Linked DNA regions of Mus musculus: regions 2 and 3 are each linked to region 1. A link is a loop called in an ENCODE intact Hi-C map of the cell type or tissue named here. Cell type or tissue: left cerebral cortex. All regions are shown on one strand.

Region 1 (5,000 bases):
GCATTTGTCATAGAAGATACAGTACTGAGAGAGTCATGGAGTCTTGTGTCAGAGTTCCAGAGAACAACTGAGGCAGGCAATATGTGGCAGAGTCAGGGTGGCCTTAGGAGTCCATTATTGAAGCTGTGAAGGGAAAGCTGTCTCCAGAATGTTGAGGATACCAGCACCTTAGGTCATATGTATGATGAGGAACACTGCACGGAAGGTCATGGAGCTGGTCCTGGAGAGAAGCTATGGATATTGCACTCAAGTCTTTCAGAGGTCACGTGATTCCATCATCATCCCCAGAGGCTGGGCCTGGAGCTTCAAACTTTAACATTTGACCAAATGAATTTTATCCTTGCTTTGGCCTGATGTTTTCTTGCTACGCTCCAATTCTTCCTTTTGTGAGTGGGAAAATGTATTCTTACAATTGTGTATTAGAAGTAAGTAGTCCTCTATTTTAGTGTTCTAGGGTTCCTAGTTAAGAGATTGCTTTGAATCTCCGACGAGATATTGGACTTTTGAACAAGTCTATGCCTGTTTAAAGACTGGGGATTCTCAAAGTCAGAATGCATGTATTTCCCACCATGAGATGGCCAAGGCCATAGTGGACAGAGGGTGACGTGTTGTGCTTTAGAAGTGAAATGTCTCCCACAGTTCAGTTTCTGGACACTTACTTGGCCACCTGCTGTTTGGGGGTGTGTTGTGGAACCTTTACGGTGGAGCCTTACTAGAGGAAGTGTGTCACTTGGGATGGACCTTAAGGTTTGTAAGTCCCCACTTCCTGTTCACTATCTGCTTCCTGACTACAGGCATGTGTAGTGTAATGTGGTGCAGTGTAATGTGGTGCAGTGTAATGTGGTGCAGTGTAATGTGGTGCAGTGTAATGTGTAATGTGGTGCAGTGTAATGTGGTGCAGTGTAATGTGGTGCAGTGTAATGTGGTGCAGTGTAATGATGTGTTGTGTAATGTGGTGCAGTGTAATGTGGTGTAGTGTAATGTGGTGCAGTGTAATGTGGTGCAGTGTAATGTGGTGTAGTGTAATGTGGTGCAGTGTAATGTGGTGCAGTGTAATGTGGTGTAGTGTAATGTGGTGCAGTGTAATGTGGTGCAGTGTAATGTGGTGCAGTGTAATGTGGTACAGTGTAATGTGGTGCAGTGTAATGTGGTGTAGTGTAATGTGGTGCAGTGTAATGTGCTGTAGTGTAATGTGGTGCAGTGTAATGTGGTGTAGTGTAATGTGGTGCAGTGTAATGTGGTGTTGTGTAGCATGAGGAACTGCCTCCAGTTTCTGCTCTGTCTTCCCTATCAGAGCGAATGCTGCCTCCTCAAATTGTAAGGCAGAACAAGTCAGGACATTAAGAAAAATAATATACTTGATCACCACTCTTAAATTTGCTTCCCTTTCATCTTTCAACCTCCTGCCCTCCATTTCCTCATGGCTTATCCTGTCAGCCCTCCTCTGGATCATCCTCTTGCCATGTGGCCCTTTTGTAACACCTTCTGGGCTCATTGAAATCTATTCTTCAACTATCAAGCACCAGACATCTCCTTACTAGACAGTCACCACATGGAACTAGGCTCTGAGATCAAATCTGTAGATGTTCTAGTCTGCAGTATAAAATTAAACTGTAGTCCATGTAACCTATGCAAATTCTGTCATGTTATTTATAATATATAATACCATGAGAATGTTGTAGAAATAGATGTTACAATGCATTGTTTCAGGACTAAGACAAAAAAAAAATCTATACTGTTGGAGATGGATTTTGGTCCTGTTAGTTGAACCCATTGGTGTGGAAGTCCTGTTGTGCTTTCCTTTTGCACTTTGGGACAAATCCCAAAGCACTTGAGGTGGTGTGCAGAGTGCTGGGGCCCTGGCACCTGTCTGCCTCCAGTCTCAGCTTAATCCTGAACTTCACTGTTAAGTCCACTCCCCGCCCCCAGCCACCCACCCCCTGCTGATCATTTATTTTAATATCTTACCCACTAACTAATGTGAACATTTAGCTCTTTGCTCCCATGACTCCATGCCCAGCAAAGAGAGGCTGAGAATAACTAAAAATAGTGCCACTTGGTCCATTTTCTCTAGAAAGACCCAGTGTGGGGTGTCTGAAAGCCAATCATCACAATGATGGCCCCCATCTCCTCTCTGTGTGTTCTGCCACCTCAAGGCCTGAGATGCCTCCTCCTTTTAGCCTCTGTCAGCTTCCTGGGCTGAAACTTCCTTGACCTTGGCACCAACCAAAAATAACTGAGCCCAGTTTCTAGGAGGCACCAAGTGCCTTCTGGCCTCGTATAGCACGTGCAATTGGAAATCTACATCTCCAGAGAAATGAACTATTCAAGAGATGAAAACATCTTTTCGATTTAGAATAGGCGACAGAGAAGCCCTGAACTCTGCATCCTCATGATACCCTATACTTTGTGTCATCGACCTCCACTGGAAGCAGGAAAAGCTATGAAAAGAGAAAGCAGGCTTGACGGTGAAAATGGCTGGGCAGGCGCTGGCGGCAAGAAAAATCCACATGCTGTAATTATAGATTTTTTGTTTGTTTTAAATCCTGGTGCTCAATCTGTGAGCTCAGTTTAATAATAAAATACTAGAATTATGCATGCAAGTGCAAATTTGGTATCATGTCAGTCAAGCCCAAACACTATTTACGGGATGGAATCATTACAGTGCATTAATATAATGAAGAGGCAGTGTGGCCCGGTTCTGTACGATCTTCAAGCATTACCGCAAGATGCTTGTTGGAGCCCTCCTCAGGAGTTTGAGTTTGAGCCATCTTTATATCACATGGGCTTTGTTGTTGAAAGAACACAGTTCTTATCCTGCTTTTACCAATGTATGTAGCAACTGCTGCTGCTGACTTCAAGGAGGACAGGAGAGAGGAATAGCTGAAGCTGGGTATCCATTACTGAAGCCAAGGCCCTCCATCCACTCCTGTATGCAGCATCCTGCTCCTGCCAAGCTCATGCCTCATTGGCACTGCATTGGCTCTGTGTGCTGCTGCTACAAAAAAATGAGGAGCTCACTGAAAGCATAGGCTCTTGTTTGTCTCTGACTTAGGTGGCAGTATAGCATAGTGACTCATTTAATGTCATTAGTTTTGTTTGTTTTGCTTTTGAGATAAAGTATTACTAGGTAGCCCAAGCTGGCCTGGAACTTCCTATGTGTCCAGGCTTGCTTCAGGCTCAGTCCTCTGGCCTCACTGTAACGTTTGACCTCGGTGATAAACTTGGTAGGCTCTCGAATCACCTTGGAAACAAGCCTTGAGGATGTTTGTAAGGGGTTGTCTAGATGGAGTTGCTGGGTGGCCTAGTGAGGTAGGAGGGACCATCTTCACTGTAGATGGGATTGTGCCATGACTAGGGGTCCTAGACTAAATGAAAAGGAGCAAGGGATCTGGGCGCAAGCATTCAGCATTTTCTGCCTCCTGACTGAACTGCAGTGGGACCAGCTGGACTCCCCTCTTATGGCACACTTTCTTCATTATGAAAGCATGTGTTCCCTAGAACTGTAAGCCAGAACAAACCCTTCCTTCTTTCCTTAAATTGCTTTCTGTCTGCTGTTTCACCCTAGTCCTAGGCTCAGAAATGTGCACTGTGGTGAAGGTCTTGCCATTGCAATTTTAAGCAAAATATCTCAAACCATACAACCAAGAATCAACTCTAGCCATATTACATAGCATCTTGGTGTTTTTATGCTGCTAATTCGCTTTTCTGTACCTCTGTTTCCTTCTCTGTAAGCTATGTTAATTTGATAGTACCAATGCTTAGCTTGTAGAGTATGGACTAAGTAAATAGAGCCCTAGAAATGCTCCTGGCTCAGAGGAAGTGCCCCATGGATGCTTCCTGCAGTCCTTCTCTCTGCCCCACCCCCTCGCCCCCAGTCCCTAGGATCGTATTGTGTTAAGATACTGTGACTAAGCAGTGTGTGAAATGCGCAGAAGCAGCAACAAGCAGCACAGCTCTGATCCAACAGTACACATTGCTCATCTGAACCCATAGTTTTCTTTTTATGACAGTGGCTGTGCCAAAATCCAGGCCTCTCCTTTGTTGGAAGTTGAGCCTGCTCAGAGACGATTGGACCTGGTTCAGAATAGCTATCGAGAGAGACAAAGAGGTTTGCACATCAAGGACCAAAGTCAAGCCTTTGCGAATGTGCAAAACCGAGAATTGATGCAGAAGTCATTATTAACTCACACATTTAACAGGATGTTTGCCTTTCAACAAAGGGTGACTAATTAATGTAGCAGTTGATTATGTGGCTCCCTTAATTTGTTACTGGTTTTTAAATACCAAAATAATTGCATCACCAAAGGAGGACAGTTGCTAGAAAGTCAGTTTACAAAAGAGAACCAGAAAGGGTTGTCTGTTGGTTCCAAGTCCTTTTTGGGCATAGCTTCGCATTTTGCTCTGACTTGGCCGCAGTTCACAAGTCTCAGGAGTAGACATCATACCCAGTGCCTCGCAATGGTGGGAATCCTAAAGGTCTCTGACACAGTGAGCTGGTGTGGAGGAGCTGTGGGATCAGAGTGCTTGAGTTCAAATCCTGACTGCCACTGTCCAGCCCTGGAAATGCCTACCTATGGGAAAGCTGTAAGGATTAACTTCCCGACATAGGAGAAGCACTAAAAATACTTAATATAATTAATAATCATCACGTAGCTTCTGAATTTCTCTCCAGCCTCATTTCCTGGCATTTTCCACTCTGACCCCTATTTCCTGAGCATCTCAGACCCTCCTGCTGTTACCTATCTCTGAGCACTTCCTGTCCCCCACTGTAGCTTGCCAAGTAACCATTATCCTTTAAATCTTAGCCAGATTTCTGAAGCTTCCCTTTCTCTTCCAGGCAGAATTAGACACTCCTTCCCTGTGACACTTTAACCCTTGAAAATACTGTGTCACTGATTTTAAGTATTATTCCCTCGTGTCTTAGCACCTCTGTAATCAGGGTTCACTTGGTAGCCTGTCTGCTCTTCTCAATGGCATACAGCTTATCCATTATTCTT
Region 2 (5,000 bases), 190 kb before region 1:
TAGAAATAGAGATAGTTTATTAAGAATGAAGACACTCTGGAGTATGGGAGTGGGCTAGTGAGCTGGGAAGAGGTATACAGATACTGGTCTACAAATCCTGTGGCCCTTGTGTAGATTATTTACGTAGTTCCTATTGTCTCTTGTGTTGATAGTCTGTGGAGTTTTTGCACTTGTAGCTTTGGGTTACCAGTCTTTCTCAGTCAACTGGCTTCTTTCATCTGTTAATCTTGATGTCACTCTCTCTGCATCCCACTCTCCCTCTGCAGCAGGGCCTCTCCACAACTTAATCTGTCAAGCAGCATCTCCTCGCTTCTGCCACGCTCTGTTGCTGGAAATGAAGCATGAGGTTACCCACACCTGGGGAGATTACCAAAGTTGTGAATGCCACTAGGTGAGGGTCACCATATGCCATTTTATAGGCTGACTACAGCAGCATGTATTAGCTATCTGGGTATCAGCTGTCCTTATGTAGGTTGCTGTTATAGACCGTCTGTTAAGCAAAGAGAGTCAGGAGAATGTTTGGCTCCCAATAGAACCCAGAGTTCCTCCAAAGGGTTCTTACTGAGCTAGAGTTGGGTTTGGCCTACCTTCAAATTTTAAAGTGGGGGAGGTTAAGCCTTTTTCTTGATTTTGAGATATTCAAGCAGAAGCTACAAGGCCACCCGAGAGCTTGTGGGCTGCTGAGCTCTGACTGACCCTCTGGCCATTTTACTACTGCCAATGAAACTGCCTGAGGAGCTGCCAACGAGACAGATGCTGCTGCTGGAGAAACACCCTCTGCAGCCTGGCATTTGTCCGGTAATTGCTCTCCAAGAGAGAATAAACTCTTCACTTGAGGGGGAAGGTGGATGGCGCCTGATTGTCAAGTGTAGGAGTGATTTAGAACAAGCCCTGCAAATAAAATGTAAAAGATTTCATTAAAAAAGCAGAAGACATTTGTATGGGTCTAAAGTTTGGCTGCTTAAAAATCCACTGACTCAAGCCGTGCTCAGTTCCCAGGCACAGACTAACATGCAGTAAATTGAATTATGGGCCAACAACCTCACACTGCCTTTCTTCTTACTTGTGAAGTCATATTTCTTTTTGCAGCAGTCAGAGGCAGTATTTCCTTCTGCCTTATAGTCTGATAATCCAGAAATGCTGACTTCGGGCTGGGTGCAGTGCATGCCACCCCTCCTGTGAGGGATTCTAATGCTTTTTCCCTCATAGTTTTTATGTTTTGAATCTTTCAATGGAGAGAGTAGCATTTTTCTTATAAAGTTGTAATAAATAGTAAAATAAAAAACCCCAGGAATAAAAATCTCCCACTTAATAACTATTGTCTCAATTACTTCTACTTAGATCAGTAATGGTCAAAGAGCTTTAAACCCCCTCCACCCAGATGGGAAAGATAAAGCCTGTGAAGTCGAGGGTGTTTCCTAAGGATCACTTGATACGTAAACTTGCTACCTACTACCTACCCACCAAGCACACCTCGCTGGGGCGTATGCTCTTCCTGCAGTGGATGGAGTGGGGATTGGTGGGCTAGTACAGACACAGAAACGCTGCATGGAACGTGGACTGCAGAATAAGAGGTTGAAATATGGAGTGTAAGTGGTAGAAAGGACACTGGGCAGCTGTGTTAAGTCATGTGACAGCTGAGCGCAAGAACCAGAAGATGAGGGGACAGGAGTGAGAAGCACACTGGCAAAGGCCTTGCCAGAGGAAGAAGACCATGGTGGGCACTCCACAGCTCCTTTGTGAGGATACTGCTTTTATTCAGAGGAGACTTTTTTTCTTTAACTGAATTGTGGCATCTGGCTAGAAAGGGCTACTGTGTTTCTCTAATAATAAAGATTATTAAATTGTTAATAATGGATTTTCAAGGGGCCAGTATATTGTAAATTGTTTACACAGCTGGTCAACCAAGGTCAGCCTTCCTTCCCTCTCCTCTCGCTCAACCCCAAGTCTACTGAGCATTAGCTGTCAACATAGGAATTGGGGAGGAGAGATAGTCGTGGTTGAATTATGCTTTCTAATTTATGAAATAAATATGCTGATAACCACTGATTGAGGACTGCCGGATGTTGGTAAATGGTAGTGGATTTGTATACTTGAATGCTGATGCCCCTCACATCTTAAGAGGTGGGATCCACCCCTTCCATCCATTCATCTGTCTGTCTATCCATCCATCTATCCACCTATCCACCCATCTACCCTTCCACCCATCCATCTATCCATCCATCCATCCACCCATCCATTCATGCATCCATCGATCCACCCTCCCATCCACCTATCTACCTTCTCATCCACCCATCTACCCTCCTATCCATTCATCCATTCATCCATTCATCCATCCATCCACCCATCCATCCATCCACCATACCATCTATCCACCTTCTTTTTTTTTTTAAAGATTTATTTATTTATTATATGTAAGTACACTGTAGCTGTCTTTAGACACTCCAGAAGAGGGAGTCAGATCTTGTTACGGATGGTTGTGAGCCACCATGTGGATGCTGGGATTTGAACTCCAGACCTTCGGAAGAGCAGTCGGGTGCTCTTACCCACTGAGCCATCTCACCAGCCCTCTATCCACCCTCTTATCTACCCACCTATTCATCCATCCACCCATCTCCCCATCCATCCTTCCATCCATCCACCCTCCCAGCTATCCATCCACCCATCCATTTCCAAAACGGAGCCAACTTACCCTTTTAGTTCAATAGCCATGATGCTGCAGTCCCATGATAATATTAGAGACTCCACTAAAATGTTTCACTTTCTTTTAAAATAAAAAAGATAGTAGCAAACTGTAAGGGATGGAGATTGCGTTCGTCACCATGCACAGGTGATTAGAGGGTGTCTTTTTCAGTATTTTTTATGAAGGGAGAAGCCTTGGGGGACCAGAAGTTGCAATGCAGAACCTCCAGGAGGCTCGAAGGAGTTGCGGTTAGTGGTTCAAAGCACTTGCTGAATACTGACATGGACCCAGACCGCCATCATTTCCCAACTGTACTGTGAGGTCTCGTTCTCTTTTGGCTTCACCCCACACTTGCACTGAGTATCATTTCCACAGAAACAGCAAGTGCCTAAAAACTGGGGCACCACATTCTTAATTTTAGCACCCCATCTGCTCTGAGTAATGACAAACAGAGATGCACAAAACCATCTTTTCAGAGAGCCTCACCCCAGGATTCCTGAGCAAATGCAGCCCCCCCACCCCCATGAAAGCTAGTACTCTCTATGCCCTACCCTGATACCATGGCCCTGTGGACAGTGCAGTTTAGCTTGGAAGTAGCACCTTACAACCTCAGATAATGAGCAAGTGGAAAGGCAGGTGGGAAGCCATTGGGTTGGAGTTTGCACACTGTATAGCTGCCCAGCAGCTACTTCAGCAACTAGTGAGCTTGGGAGGTTTGGCTCTCATTCCCCTGCACGCTTGGAATGGGGGCTGGTTTCCATTCATTGCAGTGCGCGCTTCCCTCCAGTTTCCTGTGTGAGCTGAGGTTTTAATAAAGCCATCGTATGACCCTGGATCTAACAACAACTAAATTGATCCTAAGTGCATTACTGCGTGTCCTGGTGATGTTCCCCGTGGCACGGAGTGTGTGATGCCACACTACCTTTGGCTGAGTTCATTACCAGAAAGGAGCGTCTGAATTATTACAGGCGGCATCTGCTTAGGTAAAGTTATATGTCCCTCTTTGAGTCTCAGCCTCCCTCTTGTGTGAAATGAAAGACACAGGTCATAAACTCCCTGGGCTCTGGATTCAGTTGTTTGAGTTTCCCTGGTTAAAGGCTGGGGAGTTGTTGAGAGAATTAGAGGAGATCACCGGTGGAAACAAGTACTTGTAAATATTATTTACTTTCATCTTCATGAAGAGGGACAGTGGGGCCAGGGCCACTTTGCATACTCATCCCAAGAATATTAATACCATAAGAAAATTTAACATTCAGATTTCAAAAAAGCTAGAAATTAGTAAAGACTTGGGCCAGAAATTAAGGGCAACCTCACCTATGCATGGCCCTGTTGTTTTCTTACAACCATTTGTTTCACAGTCATACTGAGAAGGATGCATACGCATGCATGCTCTCTGTCTATCTGTCTGTCTGTCTGTCTGTCTGTCTGTTTCTGTCTTTCTCTTTGTGTCTCTCTGTATCTCTCTCTCTCCCTCCCTGTCTGTCTCTGTTTCTTTCTCTTTCTTTCTGTCTCTGTCTGTCTCTCTGTCTCTCTCATACACACACACACACACACACACACACACACACACACACACACACCAGCAGCAGCAGCAGCAGCAGCAACACTAGCACTGACCCAGTCAGTGTGAGATGAAGTTGGCTTGTGTTGAAATGGCCACGGATGACCTTGGCTTGAGTGTAGAGTCTGTTGGAAATGAAAGGTGTAGACAGTTCATGCCATAAAGCATCCAGGTGACACTTAGCTTACCCAATGAGTCTAGCTGAATATTCATGTATTGGGAGCAACATCTAATGTTTTAAACTAGTGTTAATCAAGAGAGCTGGTTTTCCTCTGCTTTACCACGTAGGCAGGGATCTCCCAGGTCATTCCCAGGCAGCCACAGACACCAAGATGTCTGAGTACTTTTTCTTGATCAATCTTGCAGTTTGACCTTTGAGCCCAGACCTCAGTTTCTATTGGGCCTTTGATGCAGATACCCCAGATAAGAACTGCTTCGCTGTCTCTTCCTTGGGGTGGGTGTCTCCCCTCAGGGCCACCAACCTCCCATGGGGTGAGAGCCCTTCTGTCCCGTGATGTCAGGAGGACAGCAGCAGCCTGGAAAGCCATGTTTTCTGGTACTGTCCATCGTAGTTGTGGAGCCAACCCATCAGCAGCTCAGTACTGTGAGCTCCCAGACGACAGAGATTCTGGTCCACAGCGTCCTTCTAACACTGTCCTGGAGTTTGCTGAGAGATGTCACTTTGTCCCTGAGTTTCTTATCTGTGGCACCAACGTGATTTTAATACAGAGTATCACGTTTAACCTTTGAGATCAT
Region 3 (5,000 bases), 200 kb before region 1:
GATGGGTTCACAGCAATGCATCACCAGGAAATCGTGAATGCAGTGCATGGGCATCATAGGTCGGAGTTGCCCAAGGTAGCACATCCGTGATACAATCTGGGAATGCCAAGACACATGAGGTCTATCCTCAGTCAAGATGTCGTTCACTTGGTCCTCACACCAAATCTTGAGGAGAAAGGTAGCTTCTTTAATAAGTAGAAAAAAGAAAGCTCAGAAACAGAAGCCAAGCTCTAAGGTGCAGGACTAGGTGTTGGTCCTTGTAAGGATTTCTCCTCCCCATCCTTAGACTCACAGAGCAGCCAGACCTTCCCATGGCAGCCTGGACCATGGTCTGAGAATCAGAGATGAGTTGTATGGAACTCAGAAAGGGGAACACAGGTTTTTCCTCTTGCCTGCCTGCCTTCTGCCACCAGGCTTGTACAGGCTGGACCTAGAGGCAGGTGGGTGACTGGACTCCGAGAACCAGCTCCTAGAAGGTGGCTGACAGTGAGGATTGCTGAGTGTGAAGTGTTGGCTCTGAAGGATGACCAGAGGTTAGTGAGCACAGGAAGGGAAGGGCTGCCCTTGGGAGGGACTTGAGTAGGGGAGAGAGGCAGAGCAGGAAGACAGATATGGCCTTGGAGGTGGCTTACCATGGGACAGGGAGGCAGAGAGACTTCGGCTTTTCAATGCATCCTCTTTCTTCCTCTTTGTCCCCTTCTCCAATACAGACCATTAATTGAATGTTTCTTTATAGATCCCAAGACCCACATTACTATTACCTACTTTTGATCCCATACAATGCAGGAGGGGGCGTCTCTTGGTTTTATCGACTGCTTCCACTTCTTTATCTGATTTCACGTAATTAGAAAATAAACAGATAAAATGATACCTTCATTGCTAATGAATGATTCATGCCCTCCCCCACCCCCTTGTCTTTTGTCATAAGAGGAAGCCTAGCAGGTCTGTCTTAAATGAGGATATCTGTAGATGAGAGAAAAATGTGAGCGATTAACTCCAAATTGAGTGGATTGTGAATTCTGAAGAGTCTGAGGGGTCCTCTGTAATAAAGTTTAGATTGGTTCACTTAACGGTTCACCTGGCTCGGGTGGAGCCCACATTCACAGCATATGAATGCTATTGACCTGTTAATTTGAAATGTTCTAATCTGCATAAAAATGGATTGTATTAATTGTTTCACATTAACCAGGTCTGATTGTAATGTCTGATTGAATTAGGCTGAGTTTTTTCTGTCCGCCTCTTCCGCTGTTCCATCCGCTCCACACACACATAACTTCCCCCTCCCTGCCAATCACGAGGACTGGAGGGGCTGCATCGCTCTGATATTGCAGAAACACGCCATGCTTTTACAAATATAAACAGCCATCAGCTCTGTGTGTCTGCACTGCGTGACATGGCTCTCCAGATGGTCCTTGTTTCTGATTACCCCCAGTCACATTTCTCTCCCCAACTGCACTGGTTTACAACCTTTTTCAGAATCTTGATTAATAACGTATACACCTTAAACCAACTCGTGCTTCAAAAAAGCCATGGAATGGAAAAGAAATTGATGCTTTAAAAATGTAGTTCTTAACGATCCTAGCAGCATACAGCCAGATCTGTGGTGGTCTATACCCTGCTAAGTCTTAAGGTTTAAATTCATGGTTGAATTTGATCCTGCTCTGGGAGAGGCTGAATTCTGGGCCCTGGAGATGTGGCTTACGTATATGAAACGCCAGCCACAATGCTAGTCAACACAGAGAGGGAGGCTTTCTGCTGCATAGGGACTCTACTTTAGCTGTGTAGTGGTATCTACAGAGAAGGAGAATGCCTTCCAGAAAGTACTGGTTTTATTTTGTCCCCACCCCCATCATTTCTGGATGCTCAGGCTATGCACTTGTCTCCCATATCTGTCCATGACTCAGATAATCCTAACCTGTGAAGCCTTTCTTCCCTGCATCCATGTGTAAGCCTCTCTGAGTATCTCATCATAGGCCAGAAAGCATTGTATTTATCTTTCTACTTATTTCCGTGAAGTGGGGCAAAGAGTCAGTTATCTATAAGAAGTCAAGGCTTCAGAGAGAAACTTAGGGGGAATCTGGTCCTATTTCTTAGGCCTTGGCTATTCAGCCTGTGATCCAGTGTCACCTGGGAAATGGGGTAGACACAAACAATCTCAGCAGGATCAGAACAGAATGTGAGGGTTAAAAGCCCAAGCAGGGAGGGGCGAGGGGAGGAGGAAAAGAGACACAGAGACACAAGAGACACCTAGACACACGTACACACCTGCAGAGACAGACAGAGACAGACACAGACCCAGACCACAGATGCATACAGAGAGGCAGAAAATAAGTTGGGAAGCACTGGACTAACTAATTTGGCTTTGGAATCACTGGAGGATCTTTATAACCCCTTGGGTTGCCCCTCATAGAGGTGCTAATTCTACTGGTTGGGGGCCCTTTCAAAGCAATCCTGAGGGAGCCTGGTTGAGAGGGCCTCCTGGCAGCTGGCTGAAGTGCCACTATGCCCCTCACACTCATCTTGCTCTATTGTCATTTTCACTTATGTCCCCACTTAAACATTTATGTACTTTTTTTTATCCTGCGACTTTAATAAAACCTCTCTGCATAATCATTCTTGAACGTGAATGGCAATGAGTCGCTGCAGTTGCTTTAACGCCGATTTTGATGATGAAATTGGAACACATTTATGGAAAATCACAATCAATAGTTTGAAGAGCAGAGTCATAGAAATGGCAGAAAAATGATTCAGAAAGTTGTTAGTTGAGTGAGGTAAAAGCTGATGGAATAAATCAGGTGGTTTGCACAGAGATAAGTTAGGCAAGGAGAAGACATAGCTTGATCTCCCTTAATACGAGAGACACTTACAGGTCCCCCTCCCTCTGAGCCCTAGGCTACACAGCTGTGACATTTGTATGGCTACTCTATCACAGTACGATTATCAAATGCATTAATGAAAGTACAGTGTTCATTTAGATCAGGTACTGGACTGCCGTGTCCCCTGTAGGTACTGCACATTGAGGACTTAGTGAGCATCATGGGTAATATAGAAATCACACCATGGGAGGTGGAATGTGTTAGTGTGAATGACTGAAAAAAGAGAGGATGTAGCGAGGACATACATAATTGCTTTTTTTTTTCCCTCAGAATGGTGACCAATGTGTGGAAAGACTGGAGCTGTGCTGTGCTTCGCCACAGGACAGCTCAGAGGCCAGTGGGATTCAGGGAGGCAGGCTTTGGCTGATGTAGGAAAGACTTCGTGCCAGAGAGAGCTGTCCAATAATAGAACCGGCTGCCTGGGGAGATGGGGAGAGCGAGCGAGCTCTCTATCTTTGGAAATGTTCTAGCAGAGCCTGGATAGCCATCTGTTGTGGGTATTGTGGAAAGATTCCTGCATTTGATAGATGAATAGAATTGTGTTGTTGATAATAGTAGTAAATGTGTCTACTATGTGCTCTTTGCAGACACACTGCCGGGTACTTAGTCAGGCAAGTTTGTCTCCCTTGTCACCTTTCACCCAGGAAAGCCATGCTGGGATGGGGGCTGTCACTCCATTTGTGTAGATGAAAAGGATTCAGGGTGAGAGTTTGAACCCTAGGTTTTCTGACTCCAGGGCAATTTGTCCACCAGTTGTGTCTGCTTTTGACAATCTTATCCATTGCAGATTCCACGATGGATTTCATATATATTCGTTTACTGCATTCAAGGTGTCCCGTAGGCAAGCCAGGTAGGTGTAAAAGGCACTGAAGGAGATGAATAGGAAGTTCAGGGAGCTGAGAACAGTGGTCAGGTATCAGAGGGAGACTTGAACATCCTTGGCCATTGGATGAGAGGAACGGAGTTGGGGCTTATTTTTGTGAATGCGGAATATGGCATTGTGAGAAGTTTAGTGAGTTCCTATAAATTGTTTCCTTTTGTATAAGGTAGAGATGGAAACAATTCCTTAAAGGGTTTTGAGATTAAGTGAGATTTCATGCAGAGCATGCTCATAAGTACCTAGGAGCCTTTGATGTAGACAGTGGCCATTGACTTGCTGAGACTCCCAAGGTAGTGATTGTGGAGGCAGGAGACTGTAAACTCTGACTCCTATTTTCGAGGAGGAAGGGGGAAGCTGCTACTGCATATTGGAAGATAGGGCTTTTATTTGTTTGCTTCTTTCTTTGTTTTTGGTGTGTGTGTGTAATGTGTACTGTGTAATACGGAATATGTAGCATGTAGTATCATAAACTGTTTGGTGCATTCACAGTCCTATGTTGATTCACATGTTCCTCTGTGTGTGTGTGTGGTGTGTGTGTGTGTGTGTGTGTGTGTGTGTGTGTGTGTGTGTGTGGTGTGTGTGTGTGTGTGGTGTGTGCACGCACACGTGCGTGTGTAGAAGCCATTGCAGGGTATAGGGAGCCTTCTTCCATTGCTGTGTCCTTGTTCTCTTGATGCAGGGCCGTCCCCTCACTGGTGCTCACTATTTTGCCTAAGTTGATTGGGTAAAGAGCCCTTGAAATCTGCCTGTCTCATGCCCCCAGCTTTTTTTATATGGGTACAAGGGTCTTCCAGTCAGGTCCTTGTGCTTGCAGAACATGTGTTCTTATCCTCTAGGCTGTCTTCCTACTCTCATAAGGTAAGCTTATAGCCTCAGTATAAGGTTCTTTAAATGCCTTATCTTCATGGAAACTGTGTAAGAGCAATGTCGACCCTGGAGTCTTGAAACAGTGCCTGAAGGTATGCATTTGTTCCTGAGCCATATCTGGGTGCCAGTGCCGCCTGGCTGTGTGCCCTCCTGTACCATTCCTTTGTATGCCTCAGTTTGATCAACTGTAAGATGGGAATGCTTGTTTATCTTCCTTAGACCCATTTACGTAATAAGAAGTCGGCTCACTGTTTAAATTCGTATCATTGATAACCATTAGATTCTCTAGCCTAAATTAACACTAGTGCTTTTCCAACTGCTCCTTCAGGATTGATTCTACCTTGTCTATCACACCGAACAGAGTCAGTGTGAAGGAG

The links. A loop is a pair of places that touch in the nucleus more often than their neighbours do. Peaks named below come from ENCODE experiments on the same cell type or tissue, not always from the same donor. Only the 100,000 strongest peaks of a DNase experiment are listed, where the experiment ranks them.
Region 2: a loop joins it to region 1, with 2.0 times the contacts of the local background. A loop is called at or near these places in 4 of 42 quality-filtered maps.
Region 3: it touches region 1 in a loop (2.1-fold over the local background); 4 of 42 quality-filtered maps call a loop at or near these places.

The regions. Positions count from the first base shown.
Region 1 is chr4:104,647,877-104,652,876 of GRCm38, forward strand. All of the region lies in intron 7 of Dab1 (disabled 1), which reads left to right. Among named protein-coding and RNA genes, the nearest start is that of C8b, 120 kb to the right of the region's middle. In left cerebral cortex, no CTCF peak of the experiment used is centred here; DNase peaks (open chromatin) are centred at 2,665 and 4,062; H3K27ac peaks cover 1,533 bases.
Region 2 is chr4:104,458,135-104,463,134 of GRCm38, forward strand. All of the region lies in intron 4 of Dab1 (disabled 1), which reads left to right. Among named protein-coding and RNA genes, the nearest start is that of C8b, 310 kb to the right of the region's middle. In left cerebral cortex, a CTCF peak has its summit at 2,909; DNase peaks (open chromatin) are centred at 331, 815, 3,090 and 3,360; H3K27ac peaks cover 1,645 bases.
Region 3 is chr4:104,449,489-104,454,488 of GRCm38, forward strand. The region is part of intron 4 of Dab1 (disabled 1); the gene reads left to right. Among named protein-coding and RNA genes, the nearest start is that of C8b, 310 kb to the right of the region's middle. In left cerebral cortex, CTCF peaks have their summits at 2,990 and 3,233; a DNase peak (open chromatin) is centred at 3,264; H3K27ac peaks cover 2,393 bases.